Linked DNA regions of Homo sapiens: regions 2, 3, 4 and 5 are each linked to region 1. Evidence: chromatin contacts called from ENCODE Hi-C or POLR2A ChIA-PET data. All regions are on one chromosome and are shown on one strand. The core of a region is the stretch at or near the end of the contact, and the rest is flanking DNA. Distances in the headings are between cores, read along the strand shown. Region 1 holds the start of FAM204A (family with sequence similarity 204 member A). Region 2 holds the start of MCMBP (minichromosome maintenance complex binding protein). Region 3 holds the start of ENO4 (enolase 4). Region 4 holds the start of INPP5F (inositol polyphosphate-5-phosphatase F). Region 5 has its middle 22 kb from the start of INPP5F.

What was found. A loop is a pair of places that touch in the nucleus more often than their neighbours do. ChIA-PET counts read pairs that join two places held with the same protein, here RNA polymerase II (POLR2A). Pooled maps may share reads with other maps.
Region 2: a loop to region 1 is called in a map of CD14-positive monocyte, with 6 times the contacts of the local background. The contact joins the promoter of MCMBP here to the promoter of FAM204A in region 1. A Hi-C loop is called at or near these places in 2 of 168 maps with a recorded cell type or tissue (CD14-positive monocyte and naive thymus-derived CD4-positive, alpha-beta T cell) and 11 of 50 pooled maps. POLR2A ChIA-PET finds 5 or more read pairs at or near these places in 1 of 52 experiments (activated T-cell).
Region 3: a loop to region 1 is called in a map of B cell, with 8 times the contacts of the local background. The contact joins the promoter of ENO4 here to the promoter of FAM204A in region 1. A Hi-C loop is called at or near these places in 1 of 168 maps with a recorded cell type or tissue (B cell), 2 of 37 single-sample maps with no recorded cell type and 3 of 50 pooled maps. POLR2A ChIA-PET finds 5 or more read pairs at or near these places in 1 of 52 experiments (A549).
Region 4: a loop to region 1 is called in a map of CD4-positive, alpha-beta T cell, with 12 times the contacts of the local background. The contact joins the promoter of INPP5F here to the promoter of FAM204A in region 1. A Hi-C loop is called at or near these places in 3 of 168 maps with a recorded cell type or tissue (CD4-positive, alpha-beta T cell, CD8-positive, alpha-beta T cell and naive thymus-derived CD4-positive, alpha-beta T cell) and 9 of 50 pooled maps.
Region 5: a loop to region 1 is called in a pooled map, with 10 times the contacts of the local background. The contact joins the enhancer-like site here to the promoter of FAM204A in region 1. A Hi-C loop is called at or near these places in 1 of 37 single-sample maps with no recorded cell type and 4 of 50 pooled maps. POLR2A ChIA-PET finds 5 or more read pairs at or near these places in 1 of 52 experiments (OCI-LY7).

The regions. Positions count from the first base shown.
Region 1 is chr10:118,340,933-118,343,659 of GRCh38, forward strand. FAM204A (family with sequence similarity 204 member A) reads right to left here and starts at 1,392. Exons shown (of 9, transcript NM_022063.3): 1 at 1,338-1,392; 2 at 795-995. RefSeq lists enhancers at 1,197-1,696, 1,333-1,552.
Region 2 is chr10:119,871,519-119,874,245 of GRCh38, forward strand. MCMBP (minichromosome maintenance complex binding protein) reads right to left here and starts at 1,325. Exons shown (of 16, transcript NM_001256378.2): 1 at 1,009-1,325. The coding sequence starts at 1,066. RefSeq lists a silencer at 780-1,429 and enhancers at 1,660-1,819, 1,685-1,854.
Region 3 is chr10:116,848,249-116,850,975 of GRCh38, forward strand. It overlaps ENO4 (enolase 4), which reads left to right and starts at 1,251. Exons shown (of 14, transcript NM_001242699.2): 1 at 1,251-1,483. The coding sequence starts at 1,319. It also overlaps a transcript of HSPA12A not described here. RefSeq lists an enhancer at 1-67.
Region 4 is chr10:119,724,632-119,727,358 of GRCh38, forward strand. It overlaps INPP5F (inositol polyphosphate-5-phosphatase F), which reads left to right and starts at 1,419. Exons shown (of 20, transcript NM_014937.4): 1 at 1,419-1,728. The coding sequence starts at 1,632. RefSeq lists an enhancer at 418-467 and a silencer at 1,078-1,847.
Region 5 is chr10:119,702,706-119,705,432 of GRCh38, forward strand. No RefSeq gene overlaps it. Among named protein-coding and RNA genes, the nearest start is that of INPP5F, 22 kb to the right of the region's middle. RefSeq lists enhancers at 1,233-1,282, 1,293-1,342, 1,973-2,252. Within about 2 kb of position 1,391, at least 6 of the 41 ENCODE cell types and tissues checked have a DNase peak (open chromatin) inside an H3K27ac peak, as active enhancers do; they include OCI-LY7, where a contact is called at or near this core.

The sequences.
Region 1 (2,727 bases), core at 142-2,641:
GAGCAGAGTTGTAAGCGGGGACAAGGATTTGCGACTGGGGCTGAGAATGATCTTAGCCTATAATTACAGACTTGTTAAATTTGGTTAAGAATTTTTTTCTGTACTTTTTGAGTACAGAAAGCTATGCAAGATGCTATACTAAGTTGCATACATCAAAGTCAAAGTCACAGTCAGAGGTTTGAGTAATAATGTCATATTTTCTGGACAACCAGACAGCTGCTTATAATCAAAACCCAAAAGATATATTTGAGCAGCTCGATGGGTAAATGTTTTCCATCTCTATTCCAGAATTTAAATTCCATTTTCATCGTATAAGGCTGTCTTATTTCCTATATTTTGTATTTGATTAGAAATAATTCCAGAAGCCTGAACTTCGTCTGATCTAAAATTAATTTCACTTGTATACTAATTATAAGCCACAATTATTTAACAATCTGAAGATTGTAATTTACATCATAATCAGAGTCTGTGACTTAAAAATAGTTACTATTTTCAAGCATGTTAACATCAACATTAACGTAAATATCCTATTTACTTTTATGAAATGAATGTGTTCCTTTTCTCAAAAAAGGTACAGAAAGGACAACTGAATTACAGGCCTGAGAGCGAATCCAGAAAAACTACTTATTTAGCAAGATTTTGCATGTATTCAACTGTTTTAATTAAAGAGAGTGTTCGTTTACTTGAGGCCTGGAAAACATTTTCCCAGACCCAAGATCCTGCATGGAAAGACAATAAACCAAGTTAACAGTTCAAGGCTCATTTTAAGTCGATTCCGCTGTGAGAATACTTACAGGGTCCAAGATTGCAAGAGGATGGGTCTAGAAAGGTACACCGTTCCTGCTTGGCTGCACAACCCGGAATTCTGCAGGCTTTCTGGCGGCAATGCCACACTCCAATCCCAAAAGAGAGAGAAGCCCCTCCCGGGCACAGAACTAAGCGCTGCACATTCCGGCGAAGGATGTCTAGCCTGCTGGCAGTCCCATTAACTGGAGCTGTTTTCCGGAATACAGCAACTGTAAACGTGAGCCTGTTTTCCCTATCGACAGCCTCCTCAATCCCCTCTCACTTTGACCTGGGTGGGACGGAGAACCCCCTCCACATAACAGGCTGGGGAGGCCGCTGCGACGCCCCTTTCGAGGAAGGCTGAGGGCGGCCCCGCCGTCGCTTCCGCGGCCCCGGGCCGGGGGCTTTTCTAGCCTGCTCCGGGAGGCTCGGCCGAGGAGCTATGAGGCCGCCCATGCCGCCTCCCTCGGCTGCCCACAAGAGGCCCTCCCAGACTCATCATGCCGGAGCCCGAACCGGCGGGTAACCAACCCTCCATAAGCCGTACTCACCTGTCAGGAAGTGGTCGCCCAGCAGCCATCTTAGGACCCCGTCAACATCGCGCCTTCTCATTGGCTCCTGCGTCTCAACCAATGGGCTGGGGCCGTTCTGGCCCTAGGGTCGCCTTAGCAACCGGCCTCCTGGGGCTTCCCTTTTTAGTCCGCCCGAAGGAGGTGGTTCCTTTCTTTCTTTTTTTTCTCTCTTTTATCTTGCCGTTTTCTCTTTCTTCTGAACATTTTTAAAGACTTTGTTCTTTCTTCATTCCCTGCTGTAGGCCAATGCGTCTGGGCAAGGAAAGGGCTGACATAGACCTTGAACTGAGAGTTGATGCCACCAGGAGGGAGAATCTTGCAGAGTGCTTTCTTTCTAGGCCCCTCTGCAAACGTCTTCATTCATTCATCCTTTCCCCTCACTCTCTTCCTTTTTTTTAATTTTTTTTCTTTCTTCACCTATTTATTGGGCGCCTACTTTGTACCAGGCATCGTGCTAATCTCTGGTTAGCAGAAAACATGCTGACTCTTGCTCTCTTGGCGCCTACCGTCTGGTGATGGGGTCCAAGGTGCTTCACTGACTGGACCAAAAGTTTACCGAACTTCTTTTTTTCTTATTTGTGGCAGGCACTGTGTTATGCCCAGAAGGGGGTGCTTGGGGAACATAGAAAATAAGGGGAAAAAAAAGAGAGAGAAAAGCACTGCGAAGAGGATAAAATACCCTATGGATAGGGATGGGAATAGGGCTATTTTAGAAATATTTGCATTTTCCGAAATACTGTTTTATAATAAGAATAACATTAAGTGTACCTATTTGCTAATTTTGTGATGATTATATAAGAAAAGCCTGGGCAACAGAACCAGACCCTATTTCAAAAAAAGAAAAGAAAAGAAAATACAGTAGGCTTCCCTCATCTGTGGCTTCTCTTAGCCTGATTTCAGTTACCTGGGGTCAACCAAGGTCCAAACACATTAAGTAAAAAATTCCAGAAATAAGCAATTCAAATGTTTCATTGCAAGCCCATTCTGGATATCCTGATGAAATCTGCAGTGTGAATCATCGCTTTGTCCATGCATGCTGTTAGGCTACCAGGTTCTTAGTCACTTAGTAGCCATCTTGGTTATCAGATTGAAAAACTATATGTGGGGTTCGCCATTATTCCAGGATTCAGGCATCTACCGGGGAGTCTTGGAAGGTATTCCCTGCGGATAAGGGAGGCTACTGTACACATAAAGACTTTAACATGTTACCTAGCCCACGCTAATTTTCAATCTCAGCTGTTTTTTGCTGTTAACATTACCAATAATGTCTTTCTTCAAAGCAAGCTAAATGTGTATAAAATTTTGCATTGCACTCAGTAATATATCTCAATTTCACATCAACAGATGGTTAAGCCTATTAACTATCCAC
Region 2 (2,727 bases), core at 75-2,574, 1.5 Mb after region 1:
CCTGAGTAAGCACTAGAGGCCCTCCTATAAGAAATACCATACATTGTTTGCCGTCGATTTTGGCTGCTGAGGATGATTTAGCTTCCCACTGCCTTTTCTCTCTAGTACCCCAAGATGTTTTTTTCAATGAGCTAAGGCCGCTCTACAACTCTAAGTTAACTCCAGACAAGTCAGGTGTTGCCATCTACAGTGATTTCTAGCTGGATCTGACTCCGCCACTCATTACGTGTAAAAAGACACTGGGGAATGGAACGGTTGTCAAAATGCCCAGTTAACGACAACAAATATAAACTTTTCTTCGTATACCCTTCGCAGTAAAGTAGCAACAGCAATCGCAACCAAAATTTACTAAGCTCGCCTGCAGGATTCTCAGCCCTGTGTACAAACTCAAGTAGCTCAATATTTCTTGCTGGCTCTGGCACAGGAGCAGATCCAGACTAGATGGGTTCTAAAGTCATCCCAACAGGAAAACTAAGCTATGAACATTAAATCTTATCTCTGAAAGAGAGAATGAGGGTAGCACAGGAGTTAGAACCAACTTCTGTGCAAGCGAGCACTCCCCGACGCACCGGAAGTTTTGAAATATCCTGTGGGCTTCCCACAGGCAAAGTGGTTTTCCCTCCCCGCGGCTCTGCGGGCCCTCCCCAGGGTTCGAGGACCTCCGAGTTTGCTGCGCCCGGGGCCGGGGCCCTGGCCCTGCCACAGGCTGGGAGCGAGGCCGTCAATCACAGCCCGCGAATCACAGCCCGCGCCCCACGACTTCACCTTGGCGGCTCCCAAGCTGCGACTCGGGCAGGTGGGAGGTACCTGCGGCCCGGCTCCTGCCCCTGCCTGCTGCGACCGGGGGAGAGGCTGTCCCAGCTGGGGCCGGTGCAGGCCCCGGGGCCCCGTCTCGGGCCACGCGAGCCCTCGAGATGGTACCGCGTGGGGGCCGCGCGGCGGGGCCCTGCCCCGGGGCCCGGCAAACTCGGCTGCCCGCCCGGCCCGCCCCCCGGCGCCGCCACTCACCGAAGAATCCCTGCACGATTCCCAGCGGGTGGCTGAGCCAATCCTCCCCACACGGCATCTCGCCAGGGGCCGGGGCCGGCGAAGACCGGGCGGAGGCGATCCGCGGGCCGAGCGCGGCCGGGCGGCCGGCGCCCAGCTCCTCTTCAGCGGCTCGGCCGCTCCTCGCCCGCGTTCGCTCGCGCCCTCCCACGCACAGCGAGCCGCGGGGCGCGGGCCTCCCGCGCCTCAGGGAGCGGCGGCTGCGGTGGGGCCGCCGAGGAGCTGCTGGCGACAGTCAGGCGGGCGCGTACGGGCCCCTAGCCTTCACTTCGCACAATGGCGGGAAATAGCCGCCGCCGACCGCGCTGCCTGCGACCTGGGTGGAGCTCGCGTGGGGAGGGGCGGCGGGAGCGCGCGGCGCAGCGCGGCTCTGCGCGGCGAGGAGGAGGGGCGGCGGCGGCGCCGCCATCTTGGAGACGGGCAAAAGGAAGGGCACGCAGCGCCGCTGGAGGCTGCGCAGCGCGGGGCCCGGCGACGCGCTCCAAGGGCGGCGCGTTGTCGTTTGTACCCCTGGGCCGGCGTGTAGCGGGAACTCCCATAGTGGGCTTATAAGAGGGCAAAGCGAGTCTGCACAACAGCTGAAAAGCATTAAGCTCAGAGACCTCAGAGTCATCTCTGGGCAAAATTAGTGGGCGAAACCGCCTTGGGAATCCGCCCACCTCCTCTTCGTGCCTTTTTTTTCTTTTTTTGCTGATGGCAGCACTTTTATTTGGGTCCCCGGCCCGAAACCCTGAGTGGTGACTTTTCCCTCAGCTGCACAAGGTCTCCCTGAGGAAGGTGCACATTTAGAGAAGGGGAACCTCGGAGGACCCCACGCTCCTTCTGCAGTCGCGTCAGGCCCTGTGGCTCAGGGACGGTTCCTTACCGAGGGGCGGGCGCTCTAAACGCTCCGGGCCCGGCCTGCGCCCTGGTTGCGAACACCGGGTCGGCGTCTGTCTGGAAGCTGGCAGCCGCCGTCGGGGAGCGGTGCGAGGCTCCTGCACTGCGCGCCGCTAGGATACCCTGGAGAAGGAAGCTACGAAGACCGACTACAGCAGCCTTTTGCTGAGGCAATTTGGAAAATACCCAAGTTCAAGAGTGAAACTGTGGGAGTCGCTCTGAACCTCTTCTGGTTCAGGAGGCTGTCCGATAAAAAAGAAAAAAAGAATGAAACTGTGTCTCCCCTGGGCCTGAAATGTACCTAAGAAAACCCCAGGCCCATCAGATATATCTACTCAATGAAAAAAGGGCATGGTGACGGAAGGGGAATGACCTGAATGGAATCTACAAAGTGAGGAGCTGAAGGAAAAAAACGGAACCCGTGTCTCAAACCCTCCTTGGGGCTGTAGGAAGGGGGGAAAATCTTTCTACCTTTCTAGGTTCTCCACTGCGGCCCTTATCACAAAGCTCGGATTGGCAAAAGAAAAATTTAGTAACATGTACATCTTATATGGGCAAAACTCAAGGAAGAGTAACTCAAACAGGTGGCTTAGAATGGGGGAATTACGTAGCATTTACAATAAAGAACAATAACTGGGGAGAAATGGCGAAAGCAGTTTGAAGTTTCCAAAAACAGCAGAGTGGGAAGGCAGAGATACGAGAAACTAATGGTAGTTACAGGTAGTGAGTAAAGTGTGTTATGTAGGTTCTTCTAGCGCCATCGCTGGCTGATAAGGGTCTAAAGTTGTCTCTGGTGACTAA
Region 3 (2,727 bases), core at 1-2,500, 1.5 Mb before region 1:
TGATGGTCCATTACACACAGACAGTGAGACGTTCCGTAAGAGAGCAGAGAGAACACGGAGGAAGTTTGGAAGGTGCATGTCTGGGTTTGTGTAACAGTACTTATAGCATCACATTTTTATGCATCTGCACCCATACGTGCATGTATTGAAAATAACTGTGTTTCAAAGTGCTTTCTCACTCACTTCCTCATTTTGTACTAAGTGACTCGGGAAACAGGCAGAGGAGGTAAGATGATGTTTTCCAGAGGGGGGAAAGTGTGGCACAGATCTTGTAACTGATCTGCTTAGGTAGGAAACATAAACAGGCGTGAGTGGAACAAGAACACCCTGTCCGTCGCCGCCCACTCCTGCAGCAGAGGAAGTATCTAGAACTGAGGACGCACACTAAGTTCTGTAATCGCATGATACCTGGCAGGTACAATGAAGCCAGGAAGGCACTTCGGATTGAAAAGGGCAAGGACATAGGCAGCATTCTGGAGAGGGAACGTGAGCCAAGGCCATTCCCCCATTTCCGTTTTACCTCCCCAAGTCCTGCCTGAATCATCCCCCATCCTTAGGTCTGCCCAAACCACAACCATCCCTTAGGGTTCACCCCAGATATTTTCAACCCACACTGGTTTTTTTCATTCCATTGATTTCACCCCCACTAATATCCCAGAGAAGGGCAAGTGGCCGTTTCTCTCCTGGACATCATAGCAGGCCCAGCCAGCACACGGCTCGGCTCAGAGCAGGTAGTTAATAAACATGAGCCGAATGAAAGAATTCCTGAGATCGCCACCGCTCAGTAAGGATGCCCTGAGCCCCTACATCCCTCCCCCAACAGAGTGGGCCTGCCTGGCACGGGCGGCCTTAGCAACCCGGAGGAGCTCACTAACAGCAGAGAGCAAGGGGGCGCGTGGGGAGGGCGGGGTGGCCCAAGACGCTGGGCCACTGGGACCCGAGCGCGCGACCCCAGCCGGAATTCGGAGCTAAGGCTGCCGCGCTCCGGCAAAACGCGCTTGATGAGGTCGTTAAAGATTTCCCCCTCTGGAAAATCGCCAGGGAAAAGTGGTGAAAAACGAAGCCGGGAGGGCCCTAGTCTCGGGAGTCTAGGAGGAGCCCAACCCCCGGACCTAATGCCGCAGGGAGAAAAGACAGAGCAGCGAGCGCAAATACCATCCTAGCTCCAATAAAAGGGAACGACTTTTACCGCAGGAAGAACCTAGGCCTGGAAGCCACGCGAGATCTGGGGGTCGGGATCACGTTGCGTTGCCTAGCGACAGCAGGGACGCTCGTGGGACCCCAGGCTAAACCCCGCTGTAGCCTTAAATCTCCTACCATGGAGGAAGAAGGCGGCGGCCGCAGCTGTGGGACCACTAGGGAGCTGCAGAAGCTGAAGCAGCAGGCGATGGAGTACTACCGGGAGAACGACGTTCCGCGCAGGCTGGAAGAGCTGCTCAACTCCACCTTCTACCTCCAGCCTGCCGACGTCTACGGGCACCTGGTAGGGACCTGGGACAAGCGCTCTCCTCCCGCCAACCCCTCTCCCCCCGCCCCGCGCTGCGGCAACGCCTTGCGCCTGCGCCTGCGCCTCAGAATCTCGCATGCCAGCCGCCCGGGCCCTGGGCCTGCGTGTGCGGAGGAGACTTCTGGAGGGAAGGAGCGGGAAGGACACCCAGGGGTGAAGGGATCTCCCCAGAGAAAGTGGCAGAAAGGAGGCAGCTGGAGGAAAGAGGGCGCTAGGCGTATTTGACCTGCAGCGGCAGCCCAGGGGCTGGCAGGCTTCCTCGCTGCCTAAGAGGCCTCTCCGTTTGTGGGCCGGCCCACCGCCCATGCTTGCCAATTGTCATTTTTAACACATACCTTAATGCCCTCAGCTCAGCTCACCGACCTTAAGCAGCTCCTCTTTGATCACAGGATGAACACCTTGGCGTTTGCTACAACTTGGCTTCAGCCTATTCTGGGGCCTCATCCTACTGGCTCCTCTGCCGGGATGCCAGTTAATATCTGACCAGCCCCGCCCTAAACTCCAAAATTCAGACCAAAGCCTTGCCCACGTAGCCCTGGACCAACCGTCCTTCTGGGTTCCTACAGCATTTCCTTCGTGTATTGTAGTCTCTTGAGGCAGCCTCCCTAGGCAGCCTGTGAGCCCCTGCTGGGCTCAGAAGCCTTGTCTTCTCACCTTCCGGGTCTCTGCCCAGCCCTGAGATCTGGCACATACCTTAGCGTTAAGCAGTGAGCAGCTGAAGCAAAGACGTTTTCTCCCTTCCAGATCTATAAGTAGTAAGGAAGGCAGTGTGGCTGGGGCCCCTAGGAGTTTGCACTATGGCAAGGCAAAGCAAGGAGGCAATGTGAACACCAAGCAGAAGGAGTCCTATGAAGAGGCAGATGTGCTGTCAGGGTGCAAAACCACGTCGTATTGAGGCAGTTGATATAAAGGATGTTCCGCGAATGACTTTTTCCCACTCATGGCCTATACTATCAAAGGGGAGAGGTGTGGGGTTTACTGAGCCCCTTGTGCTGCGTACTGTAACTCAATCCTCAGTACCACTGCGACGAGGTAAAAATGATGATTCCCATTTTACAAATAAAGAACCTGTGGCCAGTGCAATTTAAATGATTTTCCCAAAGGACATAGTGACAGAAGAAAAAAAATCAAACCACATTTGTGTCCCTAGTACCCAGCAGAGTGCATGGCACACAGTGGATGCTGAGAAACTACCTGCAGGATGAATGAGTGAATGCTTG
Region 4 (2,727 bases), core at 169-2,668, 1.4 Mb after region 1:
TGTCTGGACAGCACAGAGGCATGGTACTTAGAAAAGATTCCAGGACGCTTTGTTATCATTGGACTTTCTGTGCTATGGAAATTCAACACTGTGGGCTGGAATAACTAGTCATGTGGAACTCCTTCCTGCTTTTGTACCCTCTCACTTTTACTTGAGCAGAAGGTTAAAAGTATTGCTTTCTGAGAAGTCCCATTCGGTCACTCCTCTCTCTCGCAAGAGAGACAGCTGTTCTCCCTTTTCTTTTGCCTATAAACTTCCGCTCCTAAACTAAAAAAAAAAAAAAAAAAAGTATTGCCTTATTTTTCTCATCTCCTACTTCTTGTCTTTTTCTCTTGTTTCCGATTCAGGCATTAGAGAAGGCAAGGAGTTAGGAGTAGGAAGACTCAATGATTTATAGAACTGGGGGTGTCATAAAAGGTCATTAGTTCAACCACCATCTGAGACCAAGAGACTTCCCCAAGATCACACAGCTAGATAGTCCTCGAACTGGCCCCGGAAGTGGGGGCCTCATTCTCCAGACCCATTCTGTTCAGGATATCAACTGGTTTTTCAAGACAGACTGAGCTCAAGGATGTTTGGGGGAGACTCCTCCTTCCCCGAGAGGGTCTCCATTCATCTTATCCTCGCCAAACGATATTCCTTCCGCTTGCTTCATTAACTGGCTCCATTTGTGAAGTCTTCTCCAAACCGCCCTGCTTAATTCGGGACACAGCAGCACCTGTACATTCCTCCCTTCCTCCTCGCTCTTTAGCCGCGTGCTGCTAATGCTTGTGTGTTTTCTATTGTTACATGCTTTCCCTCGTTGATGTGCATTTATTGAATGCCTCCTGTTGTCAAACTTCTAATAGGGAATACGAAAACAGAAGACGCCTCCGCTTGGCTGTGGGCCTGGCTGGGGATGAACCCCTGTAGCCAGGCCCCGGGGTCTCGCCTGGTTTCGGTACGGGCAGGCAGCGCAGGCCCGCGGGGAACGTACCCCGCACCGCTCCGGGAGAGCGGGTGTGGGGTTGGATTCAGGTCTCGGCCTGGCGAAGCGTGAGCGCCTCCCTGCACGGAGGGGAGGCCCCAGCGGTGGGCGCCTGTCCCCAAGGCCGCGCGGAGGGAGGCGGTCAGTCCAGACCGACTCGGCCGAGCTCCCGAGCTGCCACCGGTGACCACGACAGGAAGGCTGGCGCGCCGGGGGAGGGGCCTGGGCAAGAGCGGGAGGGGCGGGCGGAAGGACGAGAGGGAGGAGGAAAGACCCGCGGGGAGGAGCTGGGAGGAGACACCCGGGAGAAGGCGGAGGAAAGGGCAGGAAGCGGGAGGGAGCTGAAAGGAGGAGGAGGCTGAGGGGCGGAGCCGGGCGCTCGGGGAGAGTAGCCAGCAGAGGGGGTGGAGCCGGGCCTGGGGCGGAGCCAGGGAAGGGGAGGAGCGGGGGGGAGAGGCCTCTACGGCCGCCGCTGCCGCCGCCGCTGCCGGGGCGCGTTCTCCTCCTACCGGTCGGGTGCCCCGGGGCGTTCCCTCTGCCGCTGCTTCTCGGCGCGGTTCCTACCCGGCCGCTCCCCGAGGCGCGGGCTCTGGCGGCCTCGACCGACTAGGACGCCCCGTGCGCCGCCCGCGGGCCGCCGCCTCCCTGGGCGCGCGGGGCCAGCATGGAGCTCTTCCAAGCCAAGGACCACTACATCCTGCAGCAGGGCGAGCGCGCGCTGTGGTGCAGCCGCCGCGACGGCGGCCTCCAGCTCCGACCCGGTGAGGCTGGCGGTGCGGGCGGGGGGCACCCCGGGCCAGGGCGGGGAGAGGAGGGGGCGCGGCCGGACCCCTCAGCCGGGCGGGAGGAGCCGCCTGCGGGCCTGGTGAGGCGGGGCGGGGCGGGCTGCGAGCGCGCGAGCTGTCATTATTCCCTGACTGGAAGGAGCCTGGCCTTTCTCCGAGACAGCGCCGAGCCCCTACCCCAGTGCGGAGCAGAAGGGGCTGGCGACCCTCGTCCTTCCCACCGCGTCACGCGGCCGCCCTTGGGGCTTGGGGCCCAGGCCGAGGGGAGGGGGTCCCCTCCGGCAGAAAGTTCCAGCAAGGTGCACCTGGCCGTAAAGGCCTCTTCCTCCTTGGAGTAGTTCTTACATGGCCTTCGCCAGAAGTTCTGGGTTCGAATTCCGATCTGGAGCGGTTGCGCCAGTTCCGTCTAGGGCTCTGCTGGACACTCACTCCCTGTTGCCATCCCGTGTGTTCTTGGTCCCTTATTATTAAAGGTGTGACTTTACTGTGGTTACCTCATAGGCACTCGGTTTAAAGCCTTTGTCTTTGACTTTAATACCACAGCACAATTAAATTGTATTGTAATGTATAATTTTGAGATTTTTGTGTGACTTGATGTTGTGCGACACAAAATGTATTGTGGGTCCATGTTTGGGTGTCATGTAAGCTGTTCGGAGAGGCTTAAGTCTGCAATTAGCTTGCTTTAGGAAAATGTGTGTGCAGTCGTGGTTTAAACAGAGCAGTCCCTGCCCTCAGAGCGCTGACAGTCCAGTTTCTTGTAAGATGGGGCTGGGTGGCACCTGCCCCTTTTGGCTTGCTAATCCTTTCCTCATATCACTCAGAGATTCTTCCACTTTAGGGAAAGCGAGAGGATAGAGTTCTTTAAGGAAGGAGCCAGAGCTTTTCAGACTTACTTGTAATTCTTATGTGCAGTCTAGACAGAAGGATTACATGATATGAATTGAAAAGGATAAAAGGTTCAGATGAGCTTTTCAG
Region 5 (2,727 bases), core at 141-2,640, 1.4 Mb after region 1:
TGCATATAGAGAGAGAGTCTGTGAGACGGTAAGTTTTAAGTCATAGATAATCATGAGTCTTAGAGGTGGGAAGAACATCTAGAGAGAGCTTATTCAGAAAGACATTCTGGGCTATTTCAACAGTAAAGATGATGCTATCTCCATTTTTGGGGGGAGAGTCATGGCCTTTGGTAGTTTTGAGTGTATTTACCACTAGGTAGTAATATCTTGTTTTCAAACTGATTATTGCTGACTGAATCATGTCCCCTTAAAGATATGCTCAAGTCCTAATCCCCGGTACCTATGAATGTGAGTTTATTTGGACATACATCCTTTGTAGATCTAAAAAAGTTAAGATGAGGTTTTACTGGAACACTAGTTCAATGACTGGTACCTTTATAAGAAGAGAAAAATTTGAACACTGATACAGACACACAGGGAGAGTGCCGTGTGACAAATGAGACAGAAATTGGAGTGATATATCTACAAGCCAAGGAACACCAAGAATTGCAGGCAGCCTGCGGAAGCTGGAAAAGGCAAGGAAGGATTCTCCCTTGGCGCCTTCAGAGGGAGCCTGGCCCAGCCAACACCTTGATTTTGGATTTCTAGCCTCCAGAATTGTGAGAAAATACACTTCTGTTGTTTACTGCCACCCACTTTATGGTCATTTGTTACAGCAGCCCTAGAAAACCAATACACTGACCAAATGACCACATCTCTTTGTCCCCTCTCTTATTTTATTTATTAATTCACTTATGTTTTATAGAGATGGGGTCTCACTATGTTGCCAAAGCTGGTCTCAAACTCCTGGGCTCAAGAAATCCTCCCACCTTAGCCTCCCAAAGTGCTGGAATTACAGGCATGAGCCACTGTGCCCAGCCCCCTCTCTTATTGTAATCAGTAGATTAATCCTGGTTCTCAATAGCCTTGAGGTTTCTGATGGAAATTTTAATATAATTATTAACATATTCTTTGTTTTTGAGACGGAGTCTTGCACTGCTGCCCAGGCTGGAGTGCAGCGGCACGATCTCGGCTCACTGCAAGGTCTGCCTGTTGGGTTCACGCCATTCTCCTGCCTCAGCCTCCCCAGTAGCTGGGACTACAGGTGCCCGCCACCATGCCTGGCTGATTTTTTATATTTTTAGTAGAGACGGTGTTTCACTGTGTTAGCCAGGATGGTCTCTATCTCCTGACCTCGTGATCCACCTGCCCTGGCCTCCCAAAGTGCTGGGATTACAGACGTGAGCCACCACGCCCTGCCAACATATTCTATTTTTACATTAAAATAATATATATTTGGATTGGGGAAACCTTCTGATGACTGAGTTGGTAAGCTCCTAGGAAAGACAGAAACTCACTCTGTAGGCCCCATCCTGCACAGCTAGTAGATGCTGCAGGGAGAACTGGGCATCCCCCAATGATGTGATGCTTCAGTTTCAACATCTGTAAACGCTGCTGATATTTCCTTCCTGCTACTTCAGAATAAAAATACGTCTTTAAAGTATTTTGAGCTCTATGGAGCCTGCTGTAGAAATTTAGAGGTAGCATGATAATCATCCTTCATCTTCGTTTTTTTTTTTTTTTTGAGTCTTGCTCTGTCGCCCAGGAGGCTGCTTTTTTTTTTTTTTTTTTTTTTTGACTGACCTTCCCTTCTTCTGAACTTGTTATTCACATCTTGTCCTCAAGACATTTTCTCCTTGGTACCGAGCAATAATTTTTGTTCTGATGTCATTGGTGATTCCGCACCTATGGAAAGCTGTTATTTTCCATTCTATCAGGAACTCAGGTATTTATTTCAATCTGTTCGTAGCAGAGAAGAATATTTCTGTTGAATGTATTCCTGTTCTTGTCAGGTTGTAAAGATGAGTAGAATGGGATGCCTCCCTAGCGCTGTGAGTTGTTGTTGTTGTTTGTAATATGTGAAATTGATGTAAACCCTCCTGACTTCAAGTTTTCGAAACCTCCCACTACTGCAATGAGTCAGATAGAACCAGGAACTGACACTAAGCTGATGACCCGAAAAGGGATCCATTGCTGAATTACACCATCATTAGTGAGAAGCTCCTGATCTCCTACTTTCTAACTCCAAGAAAGGTTCTATTTGTCGGTTGAAAGAGAAACTCAGCCACAGGTGGTGGGGTACGTCTATAATTCCAGCACTTTCGGAGGCTGAGGCAGAAGGATCACTTGAGGCCCGGAGTTCAAGAGCAGCCTGGGCAACAGAGTGAGACCCTGTCTTTACAAAAATAGATAGGGATATTTTTGTATGCTTCCTTTCTGGCTCCAGTATAACCTTCTTCTAGAGCTTCTTTGTCCTCAAACCTTAAGGAAAATATGAATAGCTATTCGGTTTTGTTTTTCAGTGTGTACAACCTTTGGGCTCTTATTCTGTCTGCAAAATTTAGACGTTTTTGTTGCTCATTGCTCACCTTCTTAATTTTTTTTTGTTTTTGTTTTTGTTTTGTGAGATGGAGTCTTGCTCTGTCGCCCAGGCTGGAGTGCAATGGCGCAATCTTGGCTCACTGCAACCTCTGCCTCCTGGGCTCAAGTGATTCTCCTGCCTCGGCCTCTCAAGCAGCTGGGATTACAAGGTGCCTCCCACTCAGCTAATTTTTGTGTTTTTGGTAGAGATAGGGTTTCACCATGTTGGCCAGGCTGGTCTCGAACTCCTGTGATCCACCCACCTTGGCCTCCCAAAGTGCTGGGACTACAGGCGTGAGCCACTGCACCCAGCCACCTTCTTAATAT